Linked DNA regions of Homo sapiens: region 2 is linked to region 1. The links are chromatin loops, found by intact Hi-C in ENCODE. Cell type or tissue: breast epithelium. All regions are shown on one strand. Links, peaks and the distances in the headings refer to the core of each region. The heading gives the core; the rest is flanking DNA.

Region 1 (5,831 bases), core at 395-5,394:
ACTGAAGCAGGAAGACCCAGGTGTCCATGGAAAGAGCTGGTCTCTCTGGGTCCCTCTGCAGAGATCCTGCATTTTTCCCTTTTGTAGCCAGCCTGCTGTGACTTTGCTTATGTTAAATGCCAATTTCAACAGCATGTTTTCATGCCTGCTGGTGCCCACTGTAAATCTGTGACATCTACATGATGATGATGCCCCTTATCATCCAGAGGGGAAGTCAGGGGCAAACTTGAATATGCTCTTTGGAGCCAATGAACCAGCTGATGGAGCTCAGAGCTAAAATGAGAGCCTCAGGATTTGATCCCAGAGAAGAAAGGCTGCCACTGACTGCTTTCTGAGAAGAAGCTGGAGATGATAGAGAGGAGGTTACCCCAGCAAACAGAATGTTCCCCCAGAGGAAAGATGGTGCAGTTTTCTTGCTTACAGCTAGCTAAGCTGAACACTTTCCCCCTAGAAGAACACGGGGACCCAGGAATGACATGCACTGAATGTGACTTGAGGAAAAGAGAAGGCAAGGCAATGGTCTGGACAATCTTGGGATGTGCCCATCCTGTCTGCTCAGGGAAGGGCAGAGATGGGAGGACCTCAAAGGCCTTGAGGAGCAGCCCTTGCAGGCCACAGCTCTAGGAGCTCTCAGCAACAGGATTCTGCAGGACAGAGCAGTCAGCACCCTCCTCTCACCGCCACACTGCCTTCCCTGTCTCACTTGCTCCTTGAGAACAACTCCTCACCGAGGATCTATGTGGGGGTGAAACTGCAGCCTTAACCCAAACCCTGCAAACAAGCATGAGAAGTCTTTCCATTTACTACTAATTGCCATTCTGAATACCAGCCCTCTGCCCTATGGGCAGTTACTGAACAGCCTGCCCCTTTCTTTGCCCTTGTGGTAGGACTGGGTTGTCTTGTTTTCTCCCCGTATCCACTAACCCCAGCCAGAATCTTGATTCTCAGATTGTGCCCACTTGCCTTACTTTCCACATGGGCCTCTAGGCCACAGGAAGTCTGGCTCCTCACCTTTGTACACAGGAGGGCGAACAGATAATTGCCCCGTTGCTTGCCCCCAGCTGCAGGGAGGTGGCCCAGGCTGAAGACCCATCTCAGTTCAGAATGTTCCAGTGTCTCCTGTCTCATTTCCAGTAAAACGAAGTCCTTTCTGTGACTGCAAAGAGGCTCCACAAAACCTGTTCTGGAGCCTATTCTCTGACTTCATCTCCTATGTATTCATTTCCTGTTGCTGCTGTAACAAATTACCATGAACATGGTGGCTTCAAACAACAACACAAACTCATTATCGTACAGTTCTGTGGGTTGGAAATGCAACATGAGTCCCCATGGGCTAAAATCACAGTTTCAGCAATCAGGGCCACATTCCTTTTTGTAGGCTGTTAGGGAAAAGCTATTTCTTGCCTCTTCCAGCTTCCAGAGACCACCACACTTTCTCCATCTTCAAAGCCAGCAATGTTGCATCTTTCTGATCCTCCTTCCATGGTAATGTTTCCCCTGGGCCACAGTGGGAAAGGTTCTCTGCTTTTAAGAACACCCACCATTACACTGTCCTCACCAGAATGATCCAGCATAATCCCCTTGCCTCGAGGTCCCTAACAGAATCACATTTGCACAGTCTCTTTTGCCATATAAGGTAACATATTTATAGGTTCTGGAGAGGAGGATGTGGACATCTTTGGCGGACGTTATTCTGTCTACCATTCACCTGACCAGCCTGCCTCACTGAGCCATTACCAATCAAGCCATGCATACGCTCACCTCAGGGCCTGATCTTTTGTTCCCTCTGCTTGGAACACACCAGATACCCCAGATCCTCAGAGACTTGGATGTCTTGCTGTCACACTTCCTTCTGCTTGAATGTCACCTGATTAGAGAGGTCTTCCCTAACTCCCACCCTCTCCCATCACAGTGTATACTCCCTTCTCTGTTTTACTTTTCTTCATTGCATTTATCACTACCTGACATATTTGTTAATATTCCTCTGCAAATCCCCCCTACCAATACAGGGATTTTGTCTACTGTGTTCATTGCCCTATCCCCAGCATCTAAAACAGTAGCTGCCATGTAAGAAGTTCTCAGTAAATATTTATAGAAAGGAGGGACGGATCATGCATCAGGGACCTCTGCAGAGTTCTTATGTGAAGGACCAGGCTCAGCATGTAGAACGGTAAAGGAAACTGGCTTAAGCTTTAGCAGGAGGACTTCAGGATGGGAATGGGGAATCATGTTCTGATGCTAGGAGTCCTGATTGAGGAAGTCTTCTCTGGGGACGTATGGGTTAAGTACCTCTCATTTATTTGGACTGGTTGAAGGATGAGCAGGTCATTATCCACATTCCATTATTGGCAGATGTACATCCTTTCTATTATTGGAAATCCTCAATAAACTCACCTGAGTTACATCAAGACAAAATCCACTTTCCATTTGACTCATCAGAAACCTCTGCACTGTACTCCGTGAATGTACATGCTGCTGCAGCTGCTATTTGTGCCTGTAGGAGGGAAGGTGGCGTTGGCAGAATTAAAATGCCATCCCACATAGTGGACACTTAGCAATCATAAGTTTACCTTAATTGAAACTCAGAGTGATAGACTGGCACTCTTATACTGCCCTACTTTGGGAACACTTTGACCTACTTAGAGGTAAACGTTTTTGGAAGTAGATAAAACCTGGAGTGGTTTGTTTTTAGCAATTCCAGCTGCAGCCATCTTTCACTTTGATAAATAGCTCATCTGCCCCTGAGCTCAGGCCAGCTCAGGCGGCTGCTCAGTACAGATATCCAGGAACCTGTCCTTGTTGCCAGCAGTTCTTCCTCTCTGTCCTCACAGAAGAGGAATGTTGGCCATTCTGGGGAGACATCTGTGTCCTCTCAGTATGGCCTGAACCACCCCCCTACCTTGAACCTGGTTCAGACAAGACAGTGATCAGTAATACTTCCTGGAAAAAAAAAAAAGAGGGTGGCTGCAGGCTGAGCTGGGGCCTCTCTTAAGGATAAGTGAGACAGCTAGAAAGAGGCAAACAGGTGTCAATTGGGCAAGTACAGAGGAACACATTTAAAGGTCAGTAGGTGAAGACATATGGACTGAGCTCAGTAATGGTTCAGTCATTAGAGTCCAGGAGCTGTCTGTCACCAAGTGGATGATGGTACCCACAGGGCCAGCAGTGGTGCAGTGGTTAGACCACACTAAACAGAGATAAGAAGGAGAAGAGATTACTATGCGTGATTCTGGCAAGCACACTTTTTCTGTACACCTTACTGTTAAAATAACGCATATTACCTGGGAATGGTTACCCACACAGATATTATACACTTTTGAAAAAAAACATATTTGGGCTGGACACAGTGGGTCATGCCTGTAGTCTCAGCACTTTGGGAGGCTGAGGTAGGATGATTGCTTGAGGCCAAGAGTTCAAGACCAGCCTGGGCAATGTAGTGAGACCCCATCTCTATAGGCAGGTGTGGTGATGCATGCCTGTAGTCCCAGCTACTTGAGAGACTGAGGTGGGAGCCCATGATTTTGAGGTTACAGTGAGCTCTGATTATGCCACTGCACTTCAGCCTGGATGACAGAGCAAGACCCTACCTCCAAAACAAAACAAACAAACAAACAAACAAACAAAACCCCCCACCATATTTGGAGTTCAAATTAAATATAGAAGCAATGTACACATTGTACCTCCTCTCTCTAATTGAAGTGTTTCTGGTTACTGATGACTATTGTCTCAATTCCTCTTTTTCACATAAAGAAGAAACCCCAACCTTATGTCCAGTACTATTCTGTTTCCATTTCTTTTTTCTTCCACAGAAAATTAAACCAACTTCTGCTAGAATTCACCCTGTTCTTCTTTGTCTTTTCTCATGGAACAGGCCTTATTTAATTTACATTTTCCTTATAAACTCCCATGTATAGGTTAGCTTAGTGACTTACAAATAGTAAATATTCCAAGACCAATTATTTGTTGAATAAATGATTAGTACTTGGAAAGAATCTTAGATGTTTAGGCCACAGCCACAAATGGAGGCCAGGGCTTGGTAATTTGGGAATATTGATTAGCCATCCCGATATCAGCAATCAGGCAGTTCATAGATCAGAAATCTACACAGGGAAGATGAGAATTAAGGAACCTGCAGTTAGCAACCAGGGAGCATGGCAGGCAGTGGAAGAATGGGTCAAGGGACCGATTGTCAGAGTTTGAGAAAGTAAAACCATTTGTGTTCAAGTGTTTCCTAAACTCTACAATGCAGGAACTCATCCACAGTGTGAGTGGCCTTGGGCCCTAAAGTCCGTGGTTCTCAGCCATGACTTCACATTGAAATCCTCTGCAGAGCTTTTTAAAACCCATAGATTGGCCGGGCTTGGTGACGCTTGCCTGTAGTCCCAGGTACTCGGGAGGCTGAGGCAGGAGAATCACTTGAACCTGGGAGGTGGAGATTGCAGTGAGCCAAGATGTGCCCCTGCACTCCAGCCTGGGTGACAGAGTGAAACTCCATTTAAAAAAAAAAAAAAACCTATAGAATCCAAATATGGGGGTGAGTGCTACAGGTGAGAATCACCCCTGTGGGGAAAGGAGAGCAAGGGAATGGTTGGAGTGGAGTTAAGGAGATCAGGGCCTGGCCTCTGCACTCACCAGGAACCATGATCACGGCTCACCAAGCCTATGCTCTATAAAAGGTCACAGTAAGAAGGGTCTCCTATGAATCTCTAGGCCTGAATTGGGGCATGGTTGCTGTTCCTTCTTTCTCTATCCTGAGCTTTAAGAAATGTGGGGAAATGATTGTGATTTAGTAAAATTCTTTTCCTGTCCATCTGAAGAGAATAACCCTAAAGGAAAAAAAAATGGCATATGTCTGTTAGTGTAAGAGACAGGTACCTGAGGTCATGGTCCAGTGTTACTGAAGACTGTGGTTAATGTGGAGGGAGAGGCAGTCACACTGGTGCCTGATGTCAGGCCTGACATTGTGGTACACCTGGCCTACTACATCTGCAGGCTGATACCAGAAATTCTTTGGGGTTCACTGTTGTTGGAAATGAGGGTGGGACATAAAGTGGTCACGTAGGTAGGCAGAAAGCCTTATTCATGTAAAATGGACTTAGGCTGCAGGTATCACTGAAGACAAAGTCTGCCAAAAATATAAATGAGACTCAGCCATCTAGTTGAAAAGTAAGACTACTTTAAATATATTGCTTATAGCTCAGGAGCTTTTAGCCTGAACTTTGGGAGTGGGTGGGTAGGTATGTGAAAACCCTGAAATAATAGACATTCAACTGGCTTACACAAAAAGGAATGTATAAGCGAGGGGCGGGCACAAGTAAGGTCCAGGAATAAAGCTTTAGGAAGAAGCCTCTCTAGCTATTCAAATGATATCATGGGAAACCTACCTCTCTCTCTCATCTTTTCCCTGTATTGGCTTCATTCTCGGAGAGCTTCTTCCCACATTGTTATAGCAAAATACCCCCAGCTGCTTTAGGCTAACATTCCATCAACTTAGAAATCTTGTTGAAAGGGATGGCTGTTTTCTCAGATGTTCTTGCTAAGATCACAAGGTTTATGCTCATTGCATAAACTCGAGTCATGTGCTAAATCTGAACCAATCCCTGTGGCTGCCTGGCCACACCCAGGTCATGGGCTTATCTTTGGAGTAGAGGGTGGACAAGGGGAAGATGTCAGCCACACCCAGAAACATGGTCTCCAAAGGGAGGAAGGCTGGTTCCTCAAAGACAAGTCAAGGTGCTGTTACAAAAAGAAGAGGGCACAAATGCCAAATGGGCAAGGACAATGTCCGAATCTCGAGTAGGTCTCCATGTGTTTCTGTACCAACAACATCA
Region 2 (5,831 bases), core at 540-5,539, 1.2 Mb before region 1:
ACTGGCCAGCAAGCAGTTATCTCCCTCACTGCCCCATTACGGACCCCAGGAAGAGGAATGAGGAGAGAGGGTGGGAGTGTATTTGTGTGTGTGTATGCATGAGTGTGAGTGTATTTGGCGATGAAGACTTGAGGGAGGTAATTAGGCTTAAATGACGTCATAAGATTGGGACCCTCATCTCACAGGAAAAAGAGTAGGCTCCAGAGATATCTCTCGCTTTGTGAGAACACAGAGAAAAGACCCAGCGAAAGGCAGCCATCTGCAACCCAAAGGGAGAATCCTCATCCGACCCCAATCCTCTGGCACCTTGATCCTGACTTCCAGCCTCCAGAACTGTGAGAAAATACATTTCTGTTGTTTATGCCCCCAATCTCTGGTAAATGTTACAGCAGCCTGAGCAGACGAATAGCTCCTTCCCCCGAGAGAGCTGAGAGCCAAAGGTGCATTGCAGTTCCATCTGTCCCCACAGCAGATCTGTCTAGCTCAAGAGCCCCTGATTTCTTGGCATCCCCAAGGTACCAGGTTCCCCCCTACCCCACCACCACCATGTGATCCAGGGCAGGAGGCATGAAAAGGCCACAGGTGGCTCTGCATCTTCAGGAAGTCAGTGAGAGGCTCCCACCTTCTCTCCTCATTCCTCTTCCTGGGCTCCCTAATGGGGCAGTGAGGGAGATAACGGCCCGCTGGCCAGTGAGCCCTCTTCCCCTCACAAGCCCTGGACAGACAGGTCCCCAGAGAGAACATTACCTTAAGCCCTTGCCCCCAGAACTCTGTAACTGAACAGATATTTGCACAGGCCAGTCATTGTCCTTCTCTCATTCAGGGACAAGTCCTTACTAAATGTCCACTTTGCTGAATGCTAGAGATGGATGTGTCACTCCTGGCATTGAAGTGGCCAGAAATCTACAAATAGAGGAAGTAACATGGAAAAGACATGAGCCATGGGACAGTATCTCAAGTCAGAAGATGGCAGGTCTAAATCCGATCCATTCAGATGGGTCTAAATCAGCCATGGAATAGCCATGTGACCCTGGGTGGTCACCTCACCTCTCTGGGCCTCCATTTTTTCCTCTGAAAATGAAAGGGCTGGAGATGATGGTTATACTTCTTTCCAGCCCTGACATTCTAGAATTTTATGAAATAGAACTCCGAAAATGATATAAATGAAGGCTCGTAAGGTAAGATGGCCTGGGATGCCTGCAATGTGCTGGAGGAAAATGCAGAGTGGGTGGCCTTCCAACAGAGCGAGACTCTGGACCAGCCATGACTACCAACAATTCTGCAGTCAAGGAAACTGCCATTCACAGTAATCAGAGTGGGCTCATTTCCCTGGTGAACCCAGCCACTGTGCCCCATCAGCAGGTCTAAGTTACAGAGCACTCAGATCCCAGGAGGTGAGACCCACACTGATCACTGGTTCCTGGAAAGGCCAGTGGCACATGTTCACTAACAGATCCCACCTTACCACCTGGTCCATGTTCCCACCATCCCTGGCATGAGGGCTAATTTTACATGTGAACTTGACTAGGCTAAGGGATGCCCACATAGCTGTAAAACATTATATCTGGGTGTATCTGCAAGGGTACATCCAGAAGAGATTAGCATTGGAATCAGCCAACTGAGTAAAGAAAATCGCTGCCTTAGTACATTTTGTGTTGCTATAACAGAATACCTGAGACTGGGTAATTTAGAAAGAAAAGAGGTATATTTAGCTCATGCTTCTGCAGGCTGAAAAGTTCAAGAAGCATAGCACCAGCATCTGCTCTGCTTCTGCAGAAGGCTTTTCATGCTGTGTCACAACATGGCAAAGATCAAAGGGGAAGCAGATACGTGTGAAGGAACAAAACCTATGGGCGCCCTGGCTTTACAACAACTCACTCTCCCAGGAACGAATCCAGCCTCAGCAGAGTGAGAACTCACTCACTACCAGAAGAACAGCACCAAGTCATTCCTGAGGGATCTGACCCCATGACCCACACACCTTCCACTAGGCCCCACCTTCCAACACCACCACATCGGAGATCAAATTTCAACGTGAGTTTCGGTGGAAACAAACTCAAACCATAGCAATCGCCCTCACCAAATTCAGGTGGGCGTTATCAAATCCACTGAAGGCTTGAATAGAGCAAAAAGGTAGAGGAGGGGAGAATTCACTCTCTTCTTGAGCTGAGACATCCATCTTCCCCTGCCCTTGGAAAGCGGGCTCCTGGTTCTCAGGCCTCTGACTTAGGCTGGGACTTACAACATTGTCTCTCCTGGGTTTCAGGCCTTCAGGCTTGGACTGAAACCACGTCACTGGCTTTTCTGGTCCTCCAGCTTACAGACAACAGCTCATGGGTCTTCTCAGTCTCCGTAACGGCATGAGCCAATCCCCCACAGTAAATCTTTCTATATGTCTATATAAATCCTAAGGGTTCTGTTTCTCCAGGGAACGCTGATAGTGCAGCCGGTGCCCGAGAGAGCACCGCATCCCCTCCCCTCATCATGATTCCAGGCCCTCCATGCATCTGACGAGCACACAGTCAGGTGGCACTCAAGGCCCTCCCCTCCACGCGCCCCCACAGGCCAGGGAAGTGCCGTCCGCCCACCCACTTCTCTTTGAATGGCAGCACTATTCCATCACTCTGGCTCATCTTCCACGCCTCCTCTTCCTCGCTTGCCAAATCCTGTCACTTTTCCAACAGAAATGTCTCTCCCTTCACCGTTTCCTTCCTACTCCCACCTCAGGCCCCATACCCACGTTGCCAGACTTGCATCAGCCTCCTCAATCCTGTAAATGCTCCCTGTCCAACCGACCGTGCACTCCTGCCTGCAGACCTCAGTGGATCCCCTTTTACACTTCGGTTCTGTAGATACTCCTCACCCCAGCATGTGAGGGCAACCATGATGTGTCACATTCCAGCCTCAACTCCTGCCTGCTCCAGGGAGGACCCTGTGCTTGGGTCACCGGGGAAGACTCTGTGTACCCGGACATACGTGGCACATTCCAGCTTCCAATCCTTTGCTTCCACTGCTCCCCCTGCCAGCGAGGCTCTTGCTGCGCGGCCCCTCTCAAAAGTGACCTCCTTCATGAAACCTTCCCTGGGCTCTCCCCCATCCAGCTCTCCCCAGCTGCTGCTCAGCTCCCCTCCTCCTCCGAGTCGCTCTTCCCACTCCGACTCTCACCTTGCACTTCCCCCGTGCTCATTTTATTCTACCTTGTATTATTTGCGCAGTTGTTGTAGACACCCCCCCACCCCTCCACCCAGCACAAATGATGAGCTCCCTGTGGGTGAAGCCTGCACCATCCTCATCACTGTATCCCTGGGCTATACATACAGAGATGCTCAAGACATATCTGTTTCCTCAAATGAAACTGAACAAACCGTTCTTTAGAGGGAGCAGGCGGGGCAGACTGCCAAGGTGCGCTGCGGAGGGCCTTGGCACTGGCTGCTACATCAGAAGCTGGCATCACCCACCCTGGGGACAGGTCTCCTCTGTCCAGCAGAGCTTGATTGTAAGTTTATGAGTCATGGTCATGAGGCCACAGCAGCTTAATGAAGGACATTCTCTATCCACACTCACATGCATGCACAGACACACAGATACACCCTAGATAGGCATATCATTTCCCGCTTAGAGATCACAGTTAAGCCTCCAGGAGATGGCGAGAAGACGGGTAGAGATGCTCAGGCCAAAACCCTGCTTTGGGTTGTCCTCTCCAGAGATTTGTTACCTCCTTTCTCCTTTTCCTCCTGCCTGGAGCAGGTAGGAAGTGCGCTAAGAAAGAGGTGAGAGGCAGGAAGGTAGGGTGGGAGGTGAGGGGTGAGTGATCTGTGCCCCAGGCCCTACAGATGGCCGCATCTCCATTCTCCTACACGGCCAAGAGCCTGGACCATCTGAGACAGATGCCAGAGGCTTGAGGCCAGCCAAAGCCTCGCCACCCCGGTCTGCTCAGTTCTGACACTGTTTGTCCCTGGGGGGTAACAAGCAGCTCAGGGCAGCGGTGAGGGGCAGTGGCCACACCATACCCCCTTCAGATCCTGCACTAGTCTGCTAGGGCTACTGCAGCAAAATTCCCCAACTCAGTGGCATAAACAACGGAAATCTATTGTCTCACAGTTCTGAAGGCCAGAAGTCCAAAATCAAAACGTTGGCAGAGTTGGTTCCTTCTGAGGGCTGTTTCCCCAGAAGGAAAAATCTGTTCCCTGCCTCTCTCCTGGCTTGTGGTAGCCTCAGGTGTTCCTTGGCTTGTAGATGGTGTTCTCTCCCTGTCTTCAGGTCATCTTGCCTCTGCGTATGTCTGTCTCTGTGTCCAAATTTCCCCTTTTTATAAGGACACCAGTCACACTGGATTAGGGCCCACCCTGATGACATCTTAACATTGTCATTTGCAAAGACCCTATTTTCAAATAAGTCATAGGTACTGTGGGTTGGGATTTCAATATCCTTTTTGGGAGACAGTTTAACATATAACAGACCCCAAGGATGGGAATCACTCCAGGTGCTTATTGTTCTGTTGAAAGAATGACTATAAAAGAGTAAATCTTCGTAGGGTTTACCAGGTGCTACACACTATTATAAGCATGTTTACCAGCACTGAGAAGTAGGTTACTTTTATTATCTCCACTTCCTACTGAGAAAGCAGAGACCCAGACAGGTTAGGTAACTGCCTCAAGGTTGTACAGTACATGAATGACAAACCCAGGATTCAAACTCAGGTGGTCTTTAGCCACTACAGTACAATAATCACGTCATACTGTTAGCACTTGTGCCGGTTCTGAGCAGCACAGACATTATCTCATCATGACACCTAGTCCTAAATCTAGTACCTGGGTGTGGTCCACTATGACCATCAGATTGAGCCATGGGGAGTTCTCACAGGGCAATTGCTCCCTGTACCCTGGCTCACATTGTCACCCAAGGGTGGGTGGTAGGCAATGACTGGGTGGGAGGAGTTCTGAGTGGGCAAGTAAAGAGTAAAGGGCATGGGGGCACAGGACAGATGGAGCCCACTGCCTTCCTTTTTGAGAGCTCCCCCACTGGCCTCCCAGGCAGGCACAAGACCACATTATATCAAACCCACTGCTATGCTATAGTGGAAAGGATTTATTGATATGTCCTGTTGGCTTTTTATTCAATGGGGGAGGACTGTGGGAGAGAGAGTTGAGCATGAAAAGCCTGAAACTCACTGTGTTCAAGCGCCACAGCCATCCCTGGTGTGCTAACCACAGCCCTGGCCTGGAGCCAGCCCCTCAACTCACGGCCTTCTCCGTAAATGTGTGTGCATGTTGGTGTGCTGTTGTTGTTATTGTCACTGTTGTAATAATCACATTACCCGGTGTTTCTCCCCTGGCCACTCCAGGGACAGCACAGACATTAGCTCATAATAATGCAGTCTTTACTAGGAAGCAAAAAACTGTGCAGGCACTGGGACTGTCAGCTTCCTCCTGGGCAGAGGGGCACTTGAAGGGTTCTGCTCAGCTCCTAATGCTGCCAGGCTTTCTCCCCTTTCTCTCGGCAAAGTGGCACCAAAGCTGAGTCTAGATTTGGATGAGCAGTTAAAGCAGCCAGAAGCTAAAATGAACAAGATCTTGAAAAACTGAGGGTAGGCACAGTGGCCAGAGGAGCTAGTCATTTAGTAGACGTACCTCCTCTCGGGCTGCCCACGGAAGTCCCATGGGCAGGGTGGTAGGTTAGGGTGTTTTATACAGATTAGTAAACAAATTCTCACAACAGCCCTGTGGAGTGGATAGCAATAGCTCCAAGTGCTAGATGGAGACACTGAGGGTCAGACAGTTGCCATCACTTCTCCAAGGCTCTTATATACAGGTAGGTGGTGGAGCTGGGTT

What was found. Hi-C counts contacts between places; a loop is a spot of excess contacts. Peaks named below come from ENCODE experiments on the same cell type or tissue, not always from the same donor. Only the 100,000 strongest peaks of a DNase experiment are listed, where the experiment ranks them.
Region 2: a loop joins it to region 1, with 17 times the contacts of the local background. A loop is called at or near these places in 1 of 110 quality-filtered maps.

Annotation. Positions count from the first base shown.
Region 1 is chr3:124,574,270-124,580,100 of GRCh38, forward strand. All of the region lies in intron 34 of KALRN (kalirin RhoGEF kinase), which reads left to right. LOC105374076 (a long non-coding RNA gene) reads right to left here. Exons shown (of 4, transcript XR_001740872.2): 2 at 2,395-2,494. Among named protein-coding and RNA genes, the nearest start is that of UMPS, 150 kb to the right of the region's middle. RefSeq lists an enhancer at 3,430-3,719. In breast epithelium, for the core only: no CTCF peak of the experiment used is centred there; no DNase peak of the experiment used is centred there.
Region 2 is chr3:123,416,701-123,422,531 of GRCh38, forward strand. The region is part of intron 1 of ADCY5 (adenylate cyclase 5); the gene reads right to left. Among named protein-coding and RNA genes, the nearest start is that of ADCY5, 29 kb to the right of the region's middle. In breast epithelium, for the core only: no CTCF peak of the experiment used is centred there; a DNase peak (open chromatin) is centred at 3,456; H3K27ac peaks cover 984 bases.